Linked DNA regions of Homo sapiens: region 2 is linked to region 1. A link is an interaction called in ENCODE POLR2A ChIA-PET data of the cell type or tissue named here. Cell type or tissue: endothelial cell of umbilical vein. All regions are shown on one strand. Links, peaks and the distances in the headings refer to the core of each region. The heading gives the core; the rest is flanking DNA. Region 1 overlaps ATXN7 (ataxin 7). Region 2 overlaps ATXN7 (ataxin 7).

Region 1 (7,098 bases), core at 1-5,000:
AGGTTTGGTGGCACACACCTGTATCCCCGGCTTCTTGAGAAGCTGCAGTGGGAGGACTGCTTGAGGCCAGGAGGTCAACGCTGCAGTAAGCCACGATTGTGCCACTGCGCTCCAGCCTAGGTGACAGAAGGACAGCTTGTTTCAAACACAAAACAAAACAAAACCCTTAGATGTAGGGTTGGGAAGGAGACGGGTGAACCAGGGATCATTATGGTGTCGCTTATATGTGATACAATGTCTAAACCAAGTCCACTCATAGTGGCCCACAAATGTTCAGATAGTAAATATCTGTTGGTTTTACCTGCCCTCCATCAATTCCCACTTCTGGGGAATGACAACTCCCCTAAAGGGTACTGGCTGAGTGAGGCAATAACCAAGGCACCTGCTGGGACCCAGTATGGGCCTGAAAGATATACTCTCAGTAGAAAGTGGGATTAAAAACTGCTGGAGAGGTTGGCCCTCCTGTATCCTGAGAAGACTGTCTACTGAGTCCTGCTACCTGGATCCCTGAAGCTGCTCTAGATCTGGTTCACTCTGAAGCCTGATTCTTTGGCATTGTTGTCACCACATCCCTCCAGTAATCTCTTTATGTTTAAAGTAGTCAGATTTAGTTCTTACTGCTTACAACCAAAGATCTCTGGCTGATTAGCTGTTATACTGTGTCTAGAAGAATTGCATTTTCTTAAAAATTGGGGGGATAAAATTTAATTTGATTGGCAAGTAATTAAACCATGAATTTCACATTGAAAAGGGATATATTATAGAGTAGAATACAAAATTCATGTAAAATTTTAAGATAATGGATTTTGAGATTTTAAAAACTACGCTTCCTCCCACTTCCCACCCTTCCTCTCTCCCTCCCCCATGCAAGTTCTTTAGTGATGGGATTAAGAAACACTGGTATAGACATAAATTTTCCTTAACTTTTAAGATCTGTCCCTAACTAGATAAAAGCTCTAGGGCAGGTTACTTAACCTTTCTAAGGCTCACTTTTCATACCTTTAAAATGGGATAATACTACCTACATGTAGAGCTGTTATCCCAAGAGGTAACACAGGAAACCATTTAGCACTGTTCCTCAGAACAGAGTTTTATCAATCATGGCAAACAAACAGAGTTTAGTTACTATAACAAAAGCAGGTTGGCACATATGTTGATGGCTGCAACAATTCCCTGTAGGCTATCCTGTGCAATATGACTTGGCAGCATTTGCCATCAAGAGGGGGTATCTTTGTCCAACTCCTAAAATTTGAGTTGGCCTTGTGACTTGCTTTGACTAGCAGAATATGGCAGAGTGGTACTGTGTGACTCTTAAGCTTAAGCCTCCAGAAACCTTGCAGTTCTCACCCTCCTGGAACAAAGTGCCTCCACCTGAGGAAATTTGATCTAGGCTGCTAGAAGATGAGATTATGTGGAGCTCAGAGAGATAGCCCAGCTTGACTAACTAGTTCTGACTCAAGACTTAAGAGGACTGCAGCCACATTAGTGACCTCAGGCCAGGCACTACCAATGGAGAACTGCTCTGCCCTAATTATGAGCAAATAAAATGGTATGTGTTTTAAGCCACAAACTTTTGGAATGGGTTGTTAACAATAGATAACTGACAGACATGCTTCATGAATTATCGTAATATTTCTATATTTTATAGTGTATTCACGTCCTAAAGTTTCCTATAACAAACTCTAAGGCCCAAAGTCCACAAAGAGTCACTATGTCACAGCCAGATGTGGTTACGTTTCTCATTCGTCAAGGCTAGATCAATGTTGCTAATTTCATATAAACAATGAACTGTATCTCCACCAGAATGTGGGGCATAGGAGATAGAACATACTCCAAAGCCAAAATAACTGAAGTGAAAATTTGCTAAAATTATCATAGTTAAACCACAAAGATGCAGGTGCAAATAAAGGTGAGTTGAATTTGAAGGTAACTGGCTAAGGAAAAAAAAGGAACAATTTAATTGATAATTAAAGCATTAAATTATAATCTGTTTTTTTTTTAAATTTAAAAACAAACCAGATTATAATAATGTTTAATAATCAAAATTATAGTTTTAGATTATAATTTAATAATTAAAACAGATTCTCCCCTGTAACAATTCTTGCTCCTGGCATTTTCTTCCATATACTTCAAAGATGACTAAAACCCTATTCTAAAAGTTCCATCTTATACATAGTCTCATTATATACCTTTTTTTCTATGAATAAATATTGACTGCATCATTCTTTTTAAAGATTGCAGCATATTCCACTACATGGATAGGCCCTAATTCACTTAATCCCCTATCCATAGGTATTTAGATCACTTTCTATGTTTTGTTATAAAAAAAGGACAGGTGAGCAATCTGGTACATACATCTGTGCATACTTCACCAACTGTTTCTTTAAATTCCTAGATGTGAATTTACCTTTTTTTCTTTTTTTGTAATGACTTTGGGTTCATATTGCCCAAACTGTTATCCAAAAGATACGTAGCAAATTTACTTTTTTTAACAAGAAGGAAACCCTTAAATGCTAAAAGTAAGAACACATTTTACACCTCTAATATCTATATATAAAATGGCAAACAATTTTTTAAATTGCATTCTATATCTAAAATACTGAGTCATGCCTCTTATACTGTATTTACTGTACATTTGGAGGGGGAAAAATCCTACAATACCCAAATAATCTCTAGTGGTTTTATTTTCAGCACAATGTTGTTTTGAAAAGGTAAACTCCAAAAAGAGTGTACTTGCTGCAAAATAAGCAAATCAGTAGAGAATGTTGAAAAGCAGGAAACGAAGCAAAAAATAAACCAATCAGTTAGAGCAGTTATCAGGTCACCAAATCTGCATCCTTACACAATGGCCAGGAGAGAAAGGTAGAGGGAGTGAAAAGGTGAAACTAAAAGAAGCAGCCCTCAGAGCTTCAGTGATGGCCGGATGAAATTACACACAGACATATATATCTACATGCTCTGTACACACCAATCCTAGAGCTAATCTCCAGGGGTTAGAACACAAGAGGAATTTTTGTGTGCTTTATAAAGCCAAACATATCATGCAGAAAGGGAATAGGGAAGGCCAGGATACAGATTTCCTTTAGGAAAGAATGTCTAGTTAGCAGCTTGAGAGGCCAGTATTAATTACTTCCCTTCCACGGCAAAGAAGGATTAATAGGAACATTAAGCAAAAGACAGCTCCAAAAGCACTGATTCCCTTCAAAAACCATCACATCTGAGAGGGTCCAATCATCAAGCTCTATAAAAAAATGGGCAAGGTGAGAACACTTAACAATAAATAAAATTAATTGGTGACAGAATCATGCATGTGCTAAGGCGGCCACACAATATGACTAATAAAAACTTATTGACTGAAGTTTCATCCTATCCAAAGAGATGAGGCATTAGATCAAACTGCCATACCAAAAGCAGAGTATGCTAAATAAAACAGCAGTGTGTGAGCACACACACACATACGTGTGTGTGCACATGTTGGGGGTGGTTGCTTGGCAATGCCACAAATCTATGCATCTAATATTCTAGGCAAGGATTCTGCAAATTATGGCCCATGGACCAAATCTAGCTAAGATTTGTATATAACAGGAGCTAAGAATGACTTTCACATTTTTAAATGGTTGAAAAAATAAAATATGACGTGACACATAAAAATTGCATGAAATTCAAATGTCAGTGTTCATCAACATTTCTTGGAACACAGTCATACCCATTCATTTATATCTATGAGTGTTTTCCTGCTATCATGGCAGAGCTGAGTAGGTGTAGAGACCTGGATGGCTGGCAAAGTAAACAATATTTACTATATGGTCCTTTACAGAAAATTTGCTGATCTCTGTTCCAGGCTATAAAATCACACAGTTGTTTGATGGATCACAGCTCCAAACCTGTGCAGGCTTGTTGGTTTGGCCCCTGACATATCCAAGATTTTGATATAACCTGCCAGGCCAATAGAGAATGCAACCCCATTGGCTAAGAACAATGGAGAAGTCCAATAGGTCATCAAGATGTTGGGATACCTGCCTATCATAACAAGAAAATGTAAAAGGCTTTTCTGAGTTGAAAGTAAGATGGTTCCAGAAGGTCTAAGTGGGAATAAGGATGAATAAAGGTATTCTCTTTAAAAGGATGTATAGTATCTCTAGCAGGGTGCGGTAGCTCACAGCTGTAATCCCAGCACTTTGGGAGGCCGAGGCAGGTGGATCACCTGAGGTCAGGAGCTCAGGATCAGCCTGGCCAGCATGGCGAAACCCCATCTCTACTAAAAATACAAAAATGAGCTGGGCGTAGTGGCACATGCCTGTAATCCCAGCTACTAGGGAGGCTGAGGCACGAGAATAGCTTGAACCCTGGGAGGCAGGAGTTGCAGTGAGCCAAGATCATGCCACTGCACTCCAGCCTTGGCAACAATGAGCCTCTGTCTCAAAAAAAAACAAAAAGAAAAGAAAAGAAAAAGATGTATGATATCTCCTTCTAAAGATGAGAATGTAACTGTCTTCAAAATGGCTACCACTTTCTGAGTACTTACTAGGAGCCTAGGAGTAAGCAAAACTTTTTTGCATTTATTATCCCATTTAATGGTCATCTCCTCTAGACTCAAAGAAGGAGACTGGACCAAGTTGAACACAACCAGAGAGCTCAGGAAATGAGAATCAAGGCCATATTCAAAGCCTAAAGGCTGTGTTCATAACCATTTCCCAACCCAAGGGCAGAAAGCATAAATGATCACCACGAATAAATGACAGGAAAGGTTAAGACTATAGAAATAGTAGAAGCAAGTTTATTTTTATGGCCATAAGCATTATACAGTATTTTATTTACGTATCTCACACTTTCTTTTGACTCATAATGCCCTCTCTTACTTCAGCATTTAAAGTAAAATATGATTCAGTCCTGCCAGACCCTTTCCTATTGACAAAAATCAACACAGGTACCCAACTGTGAAGGCATTTTAAAGACAGCAGAATTAGACAACTAAAGTTATAAGTGTAACTTCCACCCATGAAGTCCCTGGGTTACCTGTGAAGGTCTCAAAACGAAAGGAGTGCTGAAGCACTTTTAGGGGTGATGGACTATAAAGTACATGTGCAGTATTTTAGTTTTTTAATTCAGATTATAAGTGAAGAGAAAATGTTAAATGGAATCTTGCCCACAGAGAGAAATATAATGCTGGTGGGTGGCTATCATTTCTTCCTGCCCAGCAGCATCCATGTCCTCCCCTCTGCCAAATAAACCATCATTTTCCACTTTCCTCTAAATATCTATATTTGGGGACCACTCAATCCTAACTCATTTTTGAAAATCTTTTTCTTAAAAAACAATGTTTTAAGTGTTAATATCTTCATCACACCAATTTGGAAATAATGTACTTATTATCCTATACCATGAATATACATGTTTCCTCAGATGTTTATTAATGGTTCCCCAAACCTGGCTTGTAAGTCCTTCTTGCGGGCCAAAGAGGAGCTAAGACTTTTATACGGGAAACTTCTAGCTAGCCTCCCAACAACTCTACTAGTTAGCCATATCCAGATGAGTAACTGAAGAGTCAAGCAGGGTAAGTAGCTACAGTGAATAAAGGAAACCAAATTTGAATTTTAAGTCTATTTTGACTCAAACTGTGTTTTTCCCATCATGTTCTACTGTCCTGCCAAGGCACAAACACATTTTCTTACAATGATTCCCTTTGAGTCAAATTTCAAATTTTCTGGAGAGAAGAGAGTGGAGCTGAAAGACCCATTTACTCCAACGGCTGGTGTCAAGATCAAATCTTTGCTTATCTACCATCAAACGATCTGGTCTGAATTTTTAGATATAATTTTTTAAAAACACAGCCACAGTACATGCAGGACTAGCACGTCAGACCAGCTTGGCTTATCAACTGATAGGCAATGCTTTGTTGTGGGAATAAAATGGAAGTGCTTTTACACCTCTAAGTCTGAAGACAACTTTATTTATTTATTTGTTTGTTATTTATTTATTTATTTCAGTGTCTTACTCTGTTGCCCAGGCTAGAGTGTAGTGATCTCGGCTCACTGCAACCTCAGCCTCCTGGGTTCAAGTGATTCTCCTGCCTCAGCCTCCTGAGTAGCTGGGATTACAGGCCACACCACCACGCCTAGATAATTTTTTTTGTATTTTTGGTAGAGATGGGGTTTCACCATGTTGGCCAGGCTGCTCTTGAATTTCTGACCTCAAATGATCCACCCGCCTCGGCCTACCTCAAATGATCCACCCGCCTTGGCCTCTCAAAGTGCTGGGATTACAGGCATAAGCCACTGTGCCCAGCCTGAAGATAACTTTAAAAGGCAAGTAACGAGCACACAGATCTACTTTTCAAAAATGTTTTTTTCTCTTTAGAATGGTCATTCTGTGATGGCTCATGACTGTAATCCCAGCACTCTGGGAGGCTGTGGCAGGAGGATCACTTGAGCCCAGGAGGTCAAGGATGCAGTGAGCCAGTTTCATGCAATTGCATTCCAGACTGGGCAACAAAGTGAGACCCTGTTTCAAAAGAAAAAGGAAAAAAGAAGAAAGAAAAGAAAAGAATTCTAACTTCCATTTTATTCAATAAAAAGATGTGTCTCTAATTTTTTTAAGTCCTGGATCTCTTTTCTAAAACAACTACAGACCCTCTTCCAGAAAAATACACATACACAAAAAGTTCTGGTCACAACTACAGGGAGTTCAGGAATCCCTTGAAACCAACCCTTGGAGGGTCACAGACCCCCAGGATAACTCTTGCTCTAAAAGCATAGTACAAAATTCCTTACATTATTTCACAGACCCAGAATAAAGACCATATATAGCTAGCTCTCTCATAATTTTTTATATTTTCAGAAAGCAAATATCAAATAAACACACAAATTTTCTTAACTAGTCTTTCATATTCTCAAAAAAAAAAAAACCCAGAAATCTTATGACTCAAATAAATCAATAAATATAAGGTCATACAAGTTCAAAGTCTGAATCAGTTTTCTTAAAATCTGCTACTTCCATTTCTGTGTTTCTGCCCATAAAGATCTGTCTTGAAAAGAAGAAACATTAGTATGGTAAGGGCTTGAGTCTTTGCTACTTTAACATTCATCAACATGTTAATAT
Region 2 (17,921 bases), core at 1,915-6,914, 57 kb before region 1:
GAATAAAATTAGACAGATCTATCTGTGATGACATGTAACAATCTCCCTATGGCTGAACACAAAAAGCAAGGAGCAGACATAAAACTGGACCAGAGGCCTGGGGAAGCTGCCTGGAAGAACTACTGCCTAAGCCCCGATCTAAGAGATGAGAAGTAATTTTCTCTTTCTTGGGGAAAGGGGTCACGGGAAAGGAGCAGAGGGAAATTGTCTGGGAAAAAGGAAAGTGTACCTACACAGGGACAGCACATAACCTGTGAAAAAGCCAAGGAGTTTAGAGGCTGTGGTGGCCTTAGGCAAATACAACACTGTCCACCAGCCACATTAAGTAGTTTTACCTTTACCCTAAGGGCAATGGCAATCAATGAAGTCATTTAAAAACAAGACCCTATTATATGAGAGTATTAGAAAGATCACCCTGGCTGCCACCTCAAGTCCTAAAGTCTGTCTCCCATTTGCCCTTAATTTACAAATAACTTCAGTTCCAAAACCTCAGGTAGGACTGAAATTTTTTTGTCTATCTGAAATGATGCATGCCTATGTGGTATTACTATGACAAAAAAAGGTTCATCTTCTCAGCCTGGCCTACTTCTGACTCTTAACTTTTAATGCAGCCAAAATACTGTATGTTTCTGTAATTAATATTGCAGAAAACACAGCAGTGAATGCACTAAGCAAAACAAAACATTTAGAAACCAAATTAAAAAATTTTTTAATTACCTTGAATATGGGAACCTGCACAAACACCTGCTTTAAGTACAAGTAAAATAATAATGGAAATTTGTGATGATCTTATAAAAAAACACTTTGGATATTCATTGGTGGTGCTAAACACTATTGAGTCATGAGGGCTTTTGAAAATCTGTTGGAAGGTATATTTTCTCTCCCTACAAAACTGTACTCAGGTAAATATGGCCAATATTTTGCACATATACATGAAGTGATGCAAGGACCTCCCATTGCTCAAATAACCCCAGTTTGAGAATCCCTGATTTCAAAGCCCACACCCTCGTCCTTCCTGTGTCTACTTCCAAACTTCAGGCTTCTCTTTCCTTTGACACAGTTTTATTATCGTTAAAACTTACATCTGCCACCCATGTCACCTAAATGACAAGGGAGACACTAAAAGAGAGCAGCATTTAATGTAAACTCTTTTCCTAAAGTAAAAGTTTCAGGGGCAGTGGGGCAATTTAAAGAGGGTATGGGTGGAGACAAAGGAGATCACCTAATACAGAATAAATACAGTCAAGGGTATTTGAAAAAATAAAAAAATAGATGGCAATAATGTTCCTTTTCTCTGAAGAGAAGACAAAAAGGCCATAAGGAAAAGAGAACACTGGATCAGACCTGTAGCGGCCTCATTAGCCAGGGGCCTTCAGTTTGCTCTCTGTAGCAAGAGAAAGTCCCGAAGTGTCCTCTATGGCCTCCAGGGGCTCTCCCTGAGCCCCTGACAACCTAGTCAAGGCCAGACACACTATAAGCATAGATTCCACACATGGGTATTCACAGCTATTGCCTACAAAACCTTTATCAGAGTTATAATACAACTTGGGGTAATTAAGCTTCATGCTTTCTCCTCTACTTTTTTTTGGGGGGGCGGGTGTTTACAAGTTAGTAACAGCAAGAAGATCAGCACTAGAAACAATAAATCAGCAAACTTCTGCTGTAGGCTGGATGTGGTGGCTCACGCCTATAATCCCAGCACTTTGGGACACCGAGGCAGGAGGAATGCTTGAGCCCAGGAGTTCAAGATCAGCCTGGGCAACACAGTGAGACCTTCTCTCAAACAAACAAACAAACAAACAAAACTTCTACTGTATATACCATTAACTCCAGCGTTAAGGGTCCACCTCTTCTAGATCCTTGTGTCTCACCTTTTCTTAGCAGTTCTTTGAAACAGCATCATTCTACTCTCCCAAGCCACATACGGCAATCAACAGCCATATTTAACAAAATCAATGCGCAAGTTCTTATTGTATCTTCACAGAAGTAGCCACCTGTCTAGTGTCCTAAAACTTGGTGCAAAAATTCTTAAGCAGTACAGATACATTCGAATCCATTAAAAATTTTGTAAACTTGCCGGGTGCGGTGGCTCATGCCTGTAATCCCAGCACTTTGAGAGGCCAAGGCGGGCGGATCATGAGGTCAGGAGATTGAGACCATCCTGGCTAACACGGAGAAACCCCGTCTCTAATAAAAATACAAAAAAAATTAGCCGGGCGTGGTCGTGGGCGCCTGTAGTCCCAGCTACTCAGGGGGCTAAGGCAGAATGGGGTGAACCCGGGAGGCGGAGCTTGCAGTGAGCCAAGATTGCGCCACTGCACTCCAGCCTGGGCAACAGAGCGAGACTCCATCTTCAAAAAAAAAAAAAAAATTGTAAACTCTGGGATTTGAAAAAGATCAAGTGGCTATTCTTCCACTCTGGACTTCTCTCTTCATTTGACAGTGCCCAGATATAGACAGAATCATGGCCAAGGCCTTCCAGGGAAAGCTGTGGAGGGGCTACACACAAAGGGATCCTATTACAGGATATCTTCATCAGGCAAATAAGAATTTGAGTAATGAGGCCAAACCAATAGCTTGCAAGGTATATTCCCTACTCACTCTCTAGTTACCTTTTCACAAAACTGACAGCACTTAAAATTTCCTGGGGATTTGGGAATAAAAATAAAAACTTATCTTTTAAAATGCAAGGAAAATCTGTCTCTGAACAGGGGCTGGTAAATTTTACCAAATCAAGCATTAAAGCCTGACCTCTCAAAGTCCTCGGCACTATTTCAGAACCATTAAAATATATATTAAGACCCATTTTTCATGTTAAAAAAATTATGTCCTATTTAGTCATAACCATTTCAAAACCCTAGATTCCTGCCAAAGACTACTGGGCAGGTAATTCCCAGTTCCTGTGGATGGATCGGGGAGCCTCTCAGTCATCTCTCCACTACTTGTCAGTCAGCTCACTGGCAATATACAGTGTGAACCACTGTGTGATGAGCCAAGGACAGGGTTCTGGGACAGGCTCTGCGGTCAGAGAGAGCAAGCTGGCCTGGTCTTTGAGCAAACTCCCATCGGCCTTGTGCCCGCCCTGACACACACAGGTAAGGCCACAGTAATGTAACATGACCAAGTCTAAAGAAAATATCTGATGAAAAGTTCTGTCCTTTGTTGTTGTTTGAACTTATTTCCTTTCTGGGTAGCATTACCACCCGGGCAAGCAGAGATGGGGAAAAAAGAATGAGAGGTCAGATCAATCTACTTAGTTACTTAATATCAACCAGAGCCTTGCTTAATGGGTACGAGTAAAAATTAACAATTCTAATTCTCAAAAGAAAGGCAGGCCGGGCGCAGTGGCTCACGCCTGTAATCCCAGCACTTTGGGAAGCAGAGGCAGGCGCATCACGAGGTCAGGAGATCGAGACCATCGTGGCCAACATGGTGAAACCCGGTCTCTACTAAAAATACAAAAATTAGCTGGGCATGGTGGCGCATGCCTGTAATCCCAGCTACCTGGGAGGCTGAGACAGGAGAATAGCTTGAAACAGGGAGTCGGAGGTTGCAGTGAGCCGAGATGGCGCCACTGCACTCCAGCCTGGCAACAGAGCGAGACTCCATCTCAAACAAAAAAAAAAAAAAAAAAGAGAGAGAGAGAGAGAAAGCTTCCTAGATAATCTTTGGATTACAATGATTTCCATGCATTATTCTAAAATGTTGTAATAGTTGTGTTTATCTTCTCAGATGTAGACATTGTCCTAAGTGGGTAATAAATACGCCATTTCCCTTTTATGTTTAATTTCTGAATTGTTTTCACCTGTCTCAACTAACCATTAGGATTTGCTTTCTCAGAGTTAACCATTTCTCCACCATGCATTCTACAAACTATATACCCTACAGAGTTTAGATGAACCCTTATGTGGACTAATATGCACACTCAAGCCTCGCAAAGGTTTTAGGCCCAAGGTCCTGACATAATCCATTTCCCCCTCTCCACCAGAACTTCACTACTGCTGCTATTATCTAAAACATTAACCAAGCAAATTCCCTGATTTTAAACTGCTCTCTGGAGTGCGCCTGATGCTTTACTCATTTACCAATAAATAAAAGCCTATTCCTGTTGTCCCCACAAATGTCAGCTCAACATGCAGAAATAAGCCACTGCTGAATTGATAAATCAGGGAACCATCTGGCCATGGGGTGAGCCAGACCAGGAATCGCAGCTTTGCCACTCATAAGCAGTGAGATTTGGGACAGTGTAACTTTCCTGAGCCTCAGTTTCCTCTTTAAAACGGGGATAATATAAATACCTGTTTCAGACTACTGCTGTAAGGATTGAGGCAGTCCATGTAAAGCTCTTTACTCAGTGCGTGACACACACAGTAAGTGCTCAAAGAATGAGAGCTACTATTATTACTACCACTACTTTCTACCAGGTATTGTCTAAGATGCTTAATTTTTTAAGTTATCAATTACTTTTCAAAAATACCTTGGCACTCAAAAAAAAAAATGGGTATGCAACCACATAGCTATAAGGATTTGTCACATGTTCATAATTCTTGATTGCCATCTATCTAAATCCTATATATAAGTAGCTGTTTTTTTGTTTGTTTTTGAGAAAGGGTCTCGCTCTGTCACCCAGGCTGGAATGCAGTGGCATGAAGACAGCTCAATGCAGCCTCAACCTCCTGGGCTCAAGTGATTCTCCCAGATCAGCCTCCCAAAATGCTAGGATTACAGGCGTGAGCCACTGCGCTCAGCCTTCAGTAGCTATTTTTACTTCAGAATTACTAGTGAAGAAAAAAAGAGGATCTTTGTGAAATTTCTACAAAGACTACCCAGCACTGATGAATAAAAAAATTAATTGTTGTATTTGTTACCCTAGCGTAACTACAACCACAATGAGAATATGATTCATGAATAGATTATAAACTCACACAACACAGATTATTTTCAGCAACAGCCACCAGCTTTTAAGAAAACATCTACCAAACAACAACATCTTTTGAAGAAATAGCCATCGCAGCTGCCAGTTAACAATGAAAAGCTCACCAGACATGGGGCTAAGATAAGAGGAACAGAAAGTGTAGCATTTAAAATCTACAGCAGACACCGAGTCTGTCTCCAGTACAGTAGTTCATCAGAGTGGAAAGAAAAAGGCCTAGAAACAGAAATAAAGGGAAGGGAGAAAATAAATATCCTATTCAGAGGCTGGAAAAAAGCACAGAGTTTATCTTGGGAAAGAAAACCCTGGTGATGTAACAGAGGGATTCAAGCACACCGTCATTTATTTGTATATACCAGCTATTCCAAAACCATTTCTCTCTTCACGGCTTATTGTTACTCAATCAAAAAAGAATACCAGGACACTGGAACCAAAGACGAACCACACTCTATCACCAACAGGGGAGTGTTATGCCGTGAATGTTATCTCCCTCCTTCAACAAGAATTATTATTAGTGGGTGGTCTATACTGTTTTCCCCCTCCGGGCCAATTGTGCAAATTAGCCAAGACCTATGTAAACACTTCTCATGATAATTCCTTCTACCTGGCATTTATACCCCAAATCTAACAATAACAGCACCTTTCAGCAAGAGTGATGGCTTGGTTTATGTTGACACCAGACAGCAATGGATATCTTTTGATAATGGCTATAAAGCAATATAGAGAGTGATGTGGAAAATTCAAAAAGGTGACTCCTACCAGAAATACATTTGACCCAGCAGTCCCATTACTAGGTATATACCCAAAGTATTATAAATCATTCTACTATAAAGGCACACGTACACGTATGTTTACTGTAACACTATTTACAATAGCAACACTTGGAACCAACCCAAATGCCCATGAATGATAGACTGCATAAAGAAAATGCGGCACATACACACCATGGAATACTATGCAGCCATAAAAAGAATGAGTTCACGTCCTTTGCAGGGACATGGATGAAGGTGGAAGCCATCAGTCTTAGCCAACTAACACAGGAACAGAAAACCAAACACCGCATGTTCTCACCCATAAGTAGGAGTTGAACAATGAGAACACATGGACACAGGGAGGGGAACATGACACACTGGAGCCTGTTGGGCATTGGGGGGCAAGGGGAGGGAGAGCATTAGGACAAATTAAAAAAAACGGTGACACTTAACCTAAGTCTAGCAGGTTTAGAAGAAACCATCAGGGAAGAGGTGTGGGGCAGCAGGAGAAGCAGTAGCCCGTCAGTGGGAAGAGCATATGCAAGAACTGAGGAGTGGGAAAAAGCCCAAGTGGAGCCTGTAGGCAACAGTAAAGGATTTGGATTTTCAGTGGGCTACAAGGCCCTGTGTGATCTGCCTGCCCAACTCACTCATAACCCTTCAGCACCTGACCTTTTTCCACAGCATTCTCTCCACACTGGCCTCTCCAGCCACTCCGCCCCCTGCTGTTCTTCAAAACACCAGGTCTTCTCCAACCAGAGACTTCAGATTTGCTGTTCCTTCTGTGTGAAAGCTTATCCACAATATGCACGACTGAAGCTCTCACATCCTACAAGTCACGACTCAGAAAATCCCTTCTCACCCCATTTAAAATTGTATTTCCCATACTTCATCTTTTTCCAAAACACCCCTTACCACCTGCCATATACTTTTCTTTAACTCGTTGTTGTTGCCTGTCTCCTCCACTAAAATAAACCTTTAGAGGGCAGTTCTTTGCTGTTGTTTTCCTGAAAATACCTAGCACAAAGTAGATGCTCAATAAATATGTGTTGTATGAACGAACAAAGGCAAGCAAATAGAAACCATTAAAGGGTTTTACCGGGGAGAAACAATTCATTTTGATTCATTTGATTGTATAAGTACATTTTAAAATTCCACTTCCTCCATTTATCATTACCTAGAAACTTGGGGATTTCACATTAGGGAGGTGGCTACATGCCCAACTGGCCCTTAACTTTAGCTACCACCAATTCATTTCTACAATGCTACCATAGTGATCTTTCAAACATATCTACTCCCATCTCCTGTCCTCCACTACCTACCTGCCAAGGCTGCAACAAGTTCCAGGCTCCCACACACTGATGCCCCAGCCTCACAAGCTGCTTCCACACCAGACTGGCTAACTCTCCAACTCTCCCCATTCGCCTCTTCCAGGAAGCCTTCCTTTCCTGATCTCTACTTCTTCACCCCAGTGCTCTGACAGGATTCCACCTCAAGTTGCTGAGATTTCTGATTTTCTGGGCACACACTCCCACTATCCAGGCCTTGCTAGGGAGTTTACATTTTCTTCTAAGGGTGCTGGGAAGCCTCTGAAGCAGCAGTCCCCAATCTTTATGACACCAGAGACCAGTTTCGTGGAAGACAATTTTTCCACTGACCAGGGTTGGGGGGGTCAGGGGAACCTCAGATCATCAGGCATTAGATTCTCATAATGAGCACGCAACCTAGATCCCAGGCATGGACAGTTCACAACAGAGTTTGTGCTCCTATGAGAATCTAATGCCATTGATCTGACAGGACGTGGAGCTCAGGCAGTAATGCTCAGTCCCCCACCCCCACTTACCTCCTGCTGTGTGGCCTGTTTCCTAACAGGCCATAGGCGGGTACTGATCCACAGCCGAGAAGTTGGGGATCCCTACTACAAAGGATGCATAAATGTCTGTTGTTACTTGGCTGTATCCCTGTATCCTTGACTGGATACTTAAAAAGGAAGACAAAACTCTTCCTCTTACTGTGAACAGATGATCTCCCAACTTCCCTCTTCCTTCACAGAAATGACGAGAATGAACTAACCATCTTATTCCACAATTCTACATCCCTACCTGCAACTGAATCCATATGCTTTTCCTCTCATGAGAATGTGATAAAGTCTCTGATTCCATCCAAAACCAGCCTGTCCATGTGGACTCTGAGTTGCATCTCCTTTTTCCAACTCAAGGTACTATACTTGTGATTATCAATTCTTTTCACATGTGACCAATTATCCCTTACTCTTGGATCATTCCCAGTGGCAGACAAACATTCCCTAATACTATCCAAATAAAATAAAACAAACCTCCTCATCATTCCCTTAGATCCTTTACCCCATGTCTTCATCCTGCTACTGCCTCATTTCTCCAATCCCCTTTCAAAGTGAAACCCTTTAAAAAGCTGTCCATACTTGCCCTCTCCACTTCTTCAGCTCAGGCTATCACTTCCCCATACAATGAGGGTTCTGCCTCCCCAACTCTCCAGATTAAGGTCATTAATGACCTTCATACTGTCAAAGCCAGAGATCGATTCTCTGGCCTGACTTTACTTCACAGCAGCATATAACAGAGACCATCACTCCTCACTTAAAGCATGTTCTTCTCTCTTCCCAGATTCACCACCATCACACTCATCTGGTTTCCTTACTGCCTCACTGAAGAGTCCTCCTCGCCCACCCACCACCTCACTGTGGAGGGACCCAAGGCTCAGCCCTTGGCCCTAATGGATTCTTTATTGACACTCCTATATTAGGAAACAAACCTAGGTCCCACGACTTTCCATGTCCTCTGTATGTTGAGGATACAGACTGACCCAGTCTCCACCCCAGACTGCTCCACCATGCTCCAGATTGTGTATTCAACTGCTGACACCACAGCCGCACATGAATGCCCACTAAGTACGTCAAAAGCAGTGTGGCCAAAATCAGAGCTGCTGACCCTAAGTCTCCCACATTCGCCAGCATTCCTCAGTTCATTAAGTGGTACCATTCAGTTGCTCAAGCCCCAAATCCCAATTCTTATATTTCTCCCTCATCCACATCCAATTTTTCATCAAATCATGTAAACTCCACCTCCAAACGTATCCTGAACAGGATAACCTCTCTGCATTACCACTGCCATTAGCAAAGTCCAAGCCACTATTACCTCTAACCTGGTCAGCCAGTCCCTCCACATATTAGCCAGTGATCTTAACATGAATTAGATCATTCCCTTGCTGAAGCTACCCCTAACCACCAACTATCCCCCCAACTTTCATTACACTTAAATCCAAATTCCTTTCCTTGGCCTCTACAGTCTAACCTTGTCAGCATTATTTCCCTACATTCCTCCCCCTTCCCTTCTCAGAGTGCCCCTTCCAGATGATCTGATGGCTGCTTCTTTCTTTTTTACTTTTTGTGACAGGGTCTTGCTCTGTTGCCCAGGCTGGAGTCCAGTATGCGCAATCACAGCTCACTGCAGCCTCGACCTCCTGGGCACAAGTGATCCTCCCACCTCAGCCTCCTGAGTAGCTGGGATTACAGGTCACCATGACCAGCTAATTTTTTTTGTAGAGATGGGGTCTCACTATGTTGCCAAGCTGGTCTCAAACTCCTAAACTCAAGTGATCCTCCCGCCTCAGTCTCCCAAAGTGCTAGGATTACAAGTGTGAGCCACCACGCCCAGCCTGTGGCTACTTCTTTCTCGGCATTCTGGTCTCAGCTCAAATGTTAAATGCTTAGAAAAGTCTTCCTTGATCATGTTAGTTAGAATCCCCCTAACCCCAACTCATTACCCTACTTTTGACTTCACAGCATTCAACAGTCCTTGGAAATATTTGTGTATTTACTGTATCTCACTTCCCTAGAGGGCTGGGGCTCCATCTGATTTGTGTCACTCTATCCCTAACACCCATCAGAAAACCTGGCACTTAAGTATCTGCTGACCAACTGCCTGACTTGGGAGTTAGGACTGTGCTTTCTCACCTTCTGTGGAGTTGTATCCTCAGACTTTATCTAGCCTAGCATGAGGCCCAGAGAACATGGGATAAAAGCTAAATGAGTGAAGTTAAGGCAAAACAGTCAGAGGATTCTCAAGGCAGTAATCACAAAATAAACAAAATACACTGAGGCCTACTAAAGGACACGGTCTGAAACTGGTCAGAAAGTGAAATGACCAGGTTGGCAAGTTTCAGTTTTGCTTACCAGTAACTGCCCAAAGTAGTTACATAGGTGTCCTTGATCGAGTGTGATTTGCCCTAAGTCCAAATCCTGTAACTGAAAATACAAAATTGGCCCAGAGTGGGATTACACAGAATGATGGCTTCTGTGTTCCATACTTCTATTATTAGTAAAATCTTTACAGTGAGCATGTATTAACTTCTGTAATAATTTTTTCCATTAAAACCAATCTTCCTATATAGTTTCCAAAAAGAACAAGGTAATTTAAGTGAAGAACTGCTAAGTTAAATTGGAAATTTCCAAGAACTGAAAAGGCAATTTTCTAAATTCCCTCTACAGGCAGAAAACCCCCATGACTATCACCACACATTAAAAAAATCATGTAAGTAGGATCCTCATTTATCTTTCTGATCCACTCCCCACCTTCATGATGACTTTATTACATTGCCTATAATTTACCTTTTTTGCCCAGAAAAAAGGGGGTTTGAAAAACATTACAAGCAGCAGCATAAAGAAGCACAAACTACAGGCTTCCAGAAGATGAGCAAGTACAACTCTGCATAAGCAGGAAAAAGTAAATACCCACATCATGCTTCTCTCTGCAAGTCAAAGAGGTGGCTAAAGGAGGAACTAAGAAATGTCACCTCCCACTTCCCATTTTTACTAGAGTCCAAGAAGGCATGAAACTGAGGTTTGGGCATGATTGCTCATGCCTATAATTCCAACACTCCGGGAGGCTGAGGTGGGAGGATTTCTTGAGCTCCAGAGTTTGAGACCAGCCTGGGCAACATGGTGAAACCCCGTCTCTACAAACAAAATACAAAAATTAGCCGGGCATGGTAGTGTGCACCTGTGGCCCCAGCTACTCAGGAGGCTGAGATGGGAGGATTGCTTGAGACCAGGAAGTGAAGTCAAGCCTGCAGTGAGCCATGGATCATGCCACTGCACTATAGCCTGGGCAATACAGCAAGACCCTGTTTCAAAAGAATAAAAAAGAAAAAAAAAGAAAAAGAAAAAAACTGCGGTTCATTTGCTACACTCTGTCATGCCAGAGTTTCCTCTCACTGCCTACACCTTGTGTGCTAAAGCAAAACTGGCATTTCACTTTCTGCTGCTCCTCTGACAGTCCTGGCTGATGACTTGATTAAAGGCGTGCTTGTGACACTGTGCTTTCATTACTGATAACCTGCATTATATCATTTAATTCTCCCAACCCCTATTAGTTACTAGCATTATTCTCATTTTATACCTGAGTCAAGTGAGGCTCAGTAAAGCTATGCGGTTTCCTTCAAATTGCTCACCTACTAGATCTTAGATTTGAGCCCAGGCTTAATTCTAGAACTGGGGTTCCCAGAACTGTCTCTGTGTAAAGCTAACTTCTGCAAACTTGCCATATGGAACCTCTTTTCTGCATAACACCAACCAAGAGCACACAGAAACAGGGTTCCCTGGAACACGCTTTTGGAAATAATGATTTAAAGCTATGGTACTCAAACACCAAAATAGATACTCTTCTCTGCGAAGACCACAGTGCTTTTTCACAATTAAAGGACTGTCCTTTATTCCAAAACAATGTTCTCATACTTTTTTGAGGGGAAGTACATATAAATTGCCAACAACCGTATGTCTGGAGTCCCCAAATTATTTCTGAAACTTTCTTGTTTGAAATATAAAGCCTGGGGACCACTGGTTAAAAGCATTACCTTTTTTTCTGTTGCATGACTGGAGTTCAGGATTATGGAAAACATCTGTATAACCTGGGAGGGAAATAGTTTCTGTTTTAAGATTGTGAATCTAATTGATAATGAACTAGTGCTTTTTCCTTGCCATATGCTTACATATAAGAGAAAAAAACATTTCATGCTAGCAGGGTCTTTATTACAAAGAAGAACAAGAATACTTAATCTAGTTTTACGTTATGAGTGGGTGAAATGCAAAAATCGTTCTCCTTCTTCTGCTCATTTATTATAATCCCTGCTGTACAAGATGAATATAAATGTAACCCTCTGCCTTTTTCTCAAAAGTACAGTAACTCCAACTGCTAAGTCTACTAACAGGCTTCTTTTTCTTAGAACTTCAATCAAAAAATACTTTAATAATCAGAGGGGCACATTTATTAGAAATACTGCAATAAAAACTTTCAACAACAATGTGATTAAAAGCAATCTTGCACTGAAATGCTATTTAAATAGTGAAATTTCACTTCTCCCTTTCTAAAGGAATTTTTTTTAATGGCACAAATCCCAGATGATTGTGTTTGCTATCTGCTGCAACCTTAGCTTTCATTTAATCTTTTTTTAAAAAGCCCATTACTTCTAATGCAAACTGTAGATACTTCCCCTCCCCCTCAAAGAAAAAATGTTATAAAAGAACAACTAAATACAACACACCGACTGTTGTAAGGCACAGCAAGAAAAGGCTCTGATATTTTTACTTAAAAAAAATGGCTTTTGGTAAAGGTCAGTATTTCTAGACAAGGATAAGAAAAACAAAGGTTAGGGTGACCTGCTCAAGCTCATGAAAAGCCATGTACATTCTGGAAAGGGCTCGGAACAGCAGAATGGTTAAGCATGTGAGCTGTGGAGTAATTAGACAGATCTGGGTTACAGGGCCTCTTACATGCTTTGTGATCTTAGCGGGCTACCTCACTTTTCTGAGTCGTAGTTTCCTCATCTGTAAAATGGAGATAATGGTGATACCTAGATCACAGGACTGTGATTTATAAATACCTCATACTTCCCTCCTGAGATTAGAGTTTACAAGAACCAATCAAAACTGTAAATTGGACACAGCTTGGGAACCCCATCCTACTGTGCACATGGAAACATGTGCATGGTCTCCATGAATTGCGAAACATGAGGGTTCAGAAATTCAGCATGGATTGTGCCAGGTGTTACTTTCCAGTAAGCACAAAATTATAAAGATATGGGGCCTAAAGAACAACGTCTGCCTTCTTCTCCAATCAAAATGCAGATTTGTTTCCCCGTGAATTCTTCCTATAACTCCTAAGACCTGTAACAAGGCTTCAGCTTCTCTAAACCAGCTCAGGGGCAGCGATTCTGGAGAATTTGAATGGAAATTCCATGAAAGTTCTGGACTCTTTCTCTTGCATATTTACATACCATGAGGGGCTTAACAGAACACAAGCACCATTCTCATGGTCCATGGCTCTTGGAAGCTGGGGCAATAACAGCGCTATTCGTGCTCTGTATGTGAACTGCTCCCAACCAGGTGTATGCCATAAAAAAGTCACACACCTGGGACTGTTGTGGGGTGGGGGGAGGGGGGAGGGATAGCATTAGGAGATATACCTAATGCTAAATGACGAGTTAATGGGTGCAGCACACCAACATGGCGCATGTATACATATGTAACAAACCTGCACATTGTGCACATGTACCCTAAAACTTAAAGTATAATAATTAAAAAAAAAGATAGTGAATGATAAAAGTGGACAAAGACAGCAACCTTCTTATGTGAAACCATTTCTACTCTCCATTATTTCCTTCTAACTCAACATGTTTCTTTAATATTGAATGAACTCTTGGTTTAAGACTAACGGATTTTATTATTTTGAAGATTCTCCCCTTCAAAATAGACAGTTCAAGAATAATAAGACTGTATTCTGCGATTCTGCAGATTGGGTTTCCTTTTATCAACCAAGGAATTCATCAGAACAGTGGTCAGCAAACTTTTCCTGTAAAGAACCAATAGTAAGTGTTTTGGGATTGGTGGGTCATATGGTCTCTGTTGTGTGTAGTCAACTCTGCTGTTCACTGTATGCAGCAAGCAGCCACAGACAAGTAAATGAATGCCCGTCACTACGTTTCAATAAAATTTAGTTATGGACACTGACACTGAAGTCTCATATAATTTTCACATGTCATGAAATCTTTTGAGTTTTTATTCCAACCAATGCAATGCAAAAACCATGCAGGCAAGATTTGGCCCACACGCTGCAACTGGGGAAAAGTCCCTGCTACAGGAGGGTCTTTCTGGGTCTCTGGGGGTTCCTGCACCTACGCGTTAGTGAAGAGCTTACAAGGAAGGAGACACGCACAGGAGCTGTCAGCAAGGACAATGCCCACTGTCACGGCCACGCTGATTCTCATCTATGGAGGTGTTTCTTAAGTGTGGGCGATCTGTAACCAAATCACCTGACTGCTCCTTACATGTGCATTAATGTTCAACAAGCACGAGGTGATGCTGAGGCAGGGAACTTGGATTTTACCGATTCCTGTCTGAGGCTTGGTTTATATCTGCACATAAGATATAAGCAGACTGCAAGTACTGCCATCTGCAGAACCTTTACACACCCACAGAGAGGATCAGGGATGGTAGCCTGACTTGCCTCAAAAGAAAGGTGCAGAACACAAAAAGCCTCCATTTTGCAGGAAATAAGTTGAAGTCCATGTGAGCAGAAAATAAAAACCAAAAGAAATGATATGCTTCAAAATAATTCACTGTGGGGAGTAGGGCAGAGTTTGTGAAGCAAGACTGGGCCATGACTCATTATTTGCTGAAACTGTGTGATGGATACAAGGAGGATCATTAAAATATTTTCTCTACTTTGTATGTTTCAAATTGTTCATAAGAAACAGTTGAGGAGAAAAGAAGACAAAAGAAACCCTAGAGAAAAACAGAAATGCTATTTAAGGGAGAGGATATTATACCCACAATGTAGTACCTTTAACAGTAAAATACTTCACAAACACCTGTTTTCCATTAATTAACCATGAACCATTTTTTTCCCCTAGGAAAGAAAAAAGGTGGTACTCTGTTGACTCAGTCTGTGTTTACTGAGGCTATCCAACTCCTAGCAAGCCTGTTTTGTTTGTTTGTTTGTTTGTTTGTTTTGAACTCTAGTTGCCTACAGGTGCTAACCACACACTTTTCCATCTTGCCCCAGGCTCAATCACGTTCAGGTTAATTATGAGAAGGAAATAACCTGTCATCAAGTGTGGACATCACACTGGGTTGCTATTCTACTTCTTTGCCTAAATATCAAAGATAAGAGAGGTGATGTCCTGTCTGTACCCTTTCTGGAAAGTGTAAATGGAGCACTATATTAAGGACAGAGCAACGAAAAGTGCTGAAACCTTCTGGCCTCCCCTGGGGCCATACAGCAACACCCCCTAAACACACAAACACACAGAATACTGTCTTCTTTTGGAGTCACAATACAATGAAAAATTGGTCATTTGAATCACACACTAGAGTGACTCAATTCAATCTTCCTAGTAGCTCTACTCATCCACTTTTGGGGCAAATATTTACTGAGCACAATGGTGTGCAGGAGCTGAATATGCCTTCATCAACAACACTCCTGCCCTCAGGGAACTTACTCTCTTAACAAGGAGCCATCACATAATGCAGAGTTTCAAATGCTGACACGTAGAATGCAGAAAGAAAAAGTACAGAGTACTTTGATACCACACAACGGTTAGACTTAGAGAAGTTATGGACAGCTTCCCAAAGAAGATGTCATTTTTCCCAATACCATTGTTGACTCCTACAATGACACAATATAGGTTTTAAAATCTGCTGTGCAACTAAGGCATTTAAAGTTTTTATTTTTTAAGGGTCTCTAAATATTCAGGCACTAATATAGAAACCCTAATCAGTTATTAGTACCAATTAATTCAATCTAAACATAATTTTGTTAACTTTCACAAATCCAAAATCTGTGGAAGTCCGGAATTTCACAAATCACCTTGGGGGAAAAAGCAGTAATTTGTCTTAATCATTTCAAAAACGTTTAATCATTTCAAAAACATCAACCAGGGTTGACGTTTAATCATTTCAAAAACGTCAACCAGGTGCAGTGGCTCATACCTGTCATCCCAACACTTTGGGAGGCCGAGGTGGGTGGATCACTTCTGGTCAGGAGTTCGAGACCAGGCTGGCCAACATGGTGAAACCCCGTCTCTACTAAAAATACAAAAAGTAGCCAGGCGTGGTGGCAGGTGCCTGTAATCCCAGCTACTTGGGAGGCTGAGGTAGGAGAATCGCTTGAACCCAGGAAGCGGAAGTTGCAGTGAGCACAGATCGTGCCTGTACCATTGCACTCCAGCCTGGGCGACACAGCGAGACTCCATCTCAACAACAATAACAACAACAACAACAAAAAGTCAAAATGTATTACCAATTTCTTCCCACCAAAATTAATCATGCTAACAACTAATATTGCAAATTACAGAACAAGAATAAGGCAATACAAATACAAGAATGCAAACAAAACTAGGTTGACCTCTGAAAAATAACCAAATTTTGTCTTAACATTTGCCTACTTGTGCCAAATGGCAGAAGAGGGAATGATATACTACCTAAACCACAAATAATTTCCCTCCATCTAAATCAAGAGTTCTAACCTTCTGCCACAACATTAACCCTTGGGTATTCTTGCCTTGGGTAGGTTTACTACCTAAACCACAAATAATTTCCCTCCATCTAAATCAAGAGTTCCAACCTTCTGCCACAGCATTAACCCTTGGGTAGTCTTGCCTGATAGGAGTTGGTCAAAGTAATGTGTTACAAGAGGAAAAAGTGAAAAGAAAAAACAGGCAGAGAGGTTAGCTTAGCAGTTTTGAATTTTAGGGGTGGGGACGTGTAAATGATCCTTTTGAGAATCCAAGGGAAGCTGTGAACACCTACCCTAGAAAACTGACATATTATTTTGCATACAATTTCAGGGGAACTACAATCCCCTGAAGCCTTTTCAAAGGTCACAGATTTTAAAACCCTGTACCTAGAAATATAGAATTAAGAAGTCAGGTTATCAACAGTTGAAAGAGTTAAAAGGAATTAGTGTGTACTGAGTCATTCACATATTATCTAATTTAATTTCAGCTCCTACAATAACCTTGGGAAGTAGGTAGTATTATCTTCCAAAGAGGGAAAGTATATTCAGAAAGATGAAATAACTAATGCAAGGTTAAGCAGCTTTCTCTCACATCCAGGCTTTCTAACCCCTAGGTCCAAAATTGCACATTGGAGAATTCAAGTCAAGTGCATATTCCTAGAGATATTTCAAGATGAGGAGTTTCTGGCGGGGGTGGTGGTTCATGCCTGTAATCCCAGCACTTCGTGGAGGCTGAGGCGGGTGGATCACCTGAGGTCAGGAGCTTCAGACCAGACTGACTAACATGGTGAATGAAACTCCATCTCTATAAAAAATACAAAAATTAGCCAGGTGTGGTGGTGCGTGCCTGTAATCCCAGCTACAAGGGAGGATGAGTCCAGAGAATCGCTTGAACCCAGGAAGCAGAGGTTGCAGTGAGCCGAGAACTTGCCACTGCACTCCAGCCTGGGTAACAGTCAGACACCGTCTCAAAAAAAAAAAAAAATAAATAAAGGGTCATTTCTGACTTCCAGTGATTCACTCACATGATCAATTTATCTACATATTTCTTCAATTTAACAAGAGGAATCAGTATGGATTCAACTTCAAAACATCTTTTCTTGGTAGCTGATAATTTTAAGCAGACAATGAATGAATAATAGTCTAATAAGTTTTGATAATATTAAATGTATTTTCATTTCTGAAGCAGCCTACAATGGTCTGTTAGGAGAACATAAAGGTCCACTGAGTGAGTGCTGAACATCCTCAAACTTGGATTTTAAAATATCCCCACATAATCCGCAAAGTCACAAACAAATGAAGAACTGACTGAATTTAAAACTTCGGTCTCAACTCAGACAGGTGTACGTTCCAAGTGGCCTGGTAGCTACAGCATCCTCTAAATGGTTAGAACAACTTTAAAAGGGGGAGGAGGGGAACCCTTAAAAAACACTAACAAGGGCCAGGCGGTGGCTCACACCTGTAATCCCAGCACTTTGGGAGGCCGAGGCAGGTGGGTCACGAGGTTAGGAGATTGAGACCATCGTGGCCAACGTGGTGAAACCTCCTCTCTACTAAAACACAAAAAATTAGCTGGGTGTGGTGGCCCGCCGCCTGCAGTCCCAGCTACTCGGGAGGCTGAGGCAGGAGAATCGCTTGAACCTGGGAGGTGGAGGTTGCACTGAGGAGGTGGAGGTTGCACTGAGCCAA

What was found. Peaks named below come from ENCODE experiments on the same cell type or tissue, not always from the same donor. Only the 100,000 strongest peaks of a DNase experiment are listed, where the experiment ranks them.
Region 2: POLR2A ChIA-PET joins it to region 1 with 6 read pairs; 17 of 35 experiments call an interaction of 5 or more read pairs at or near these places.

What each region holds. Positions count from the first base shown.
Region 1 is chr3:63,866,767-63,873,864 of GRCh38, reverse strand. All of the region lies in intron 1 of ATXN7 (ataxin 7), which reads right to left. Among named protein-coding and RNA genes, the nearest start is that of ATXN7, 6.4 kb to the right of the region's middle. In endothelial cell of umbilical vein, for the core only: no CTCF peak of the experiment used is centred there; a DNase peak (open chromatin) is centred at 3,054.
Region 2 is chr3:63,914,983-63,932,903 of GRCh38, reverse strand. The region is part of intron 4 of ATXN7 (ataxin 7); the gene reads right to left. Among named protein-coding and RNA genes, the nearest start is that of ATXN7, 60 kb to the right of the region's middle. RefSeq lists an enhancer at 10,804-10,903. In endothelial cell of umbilical vein, for the core only: no CTCF peak of the experiment used is centred there; no DNase peak of the experiment used is centred there.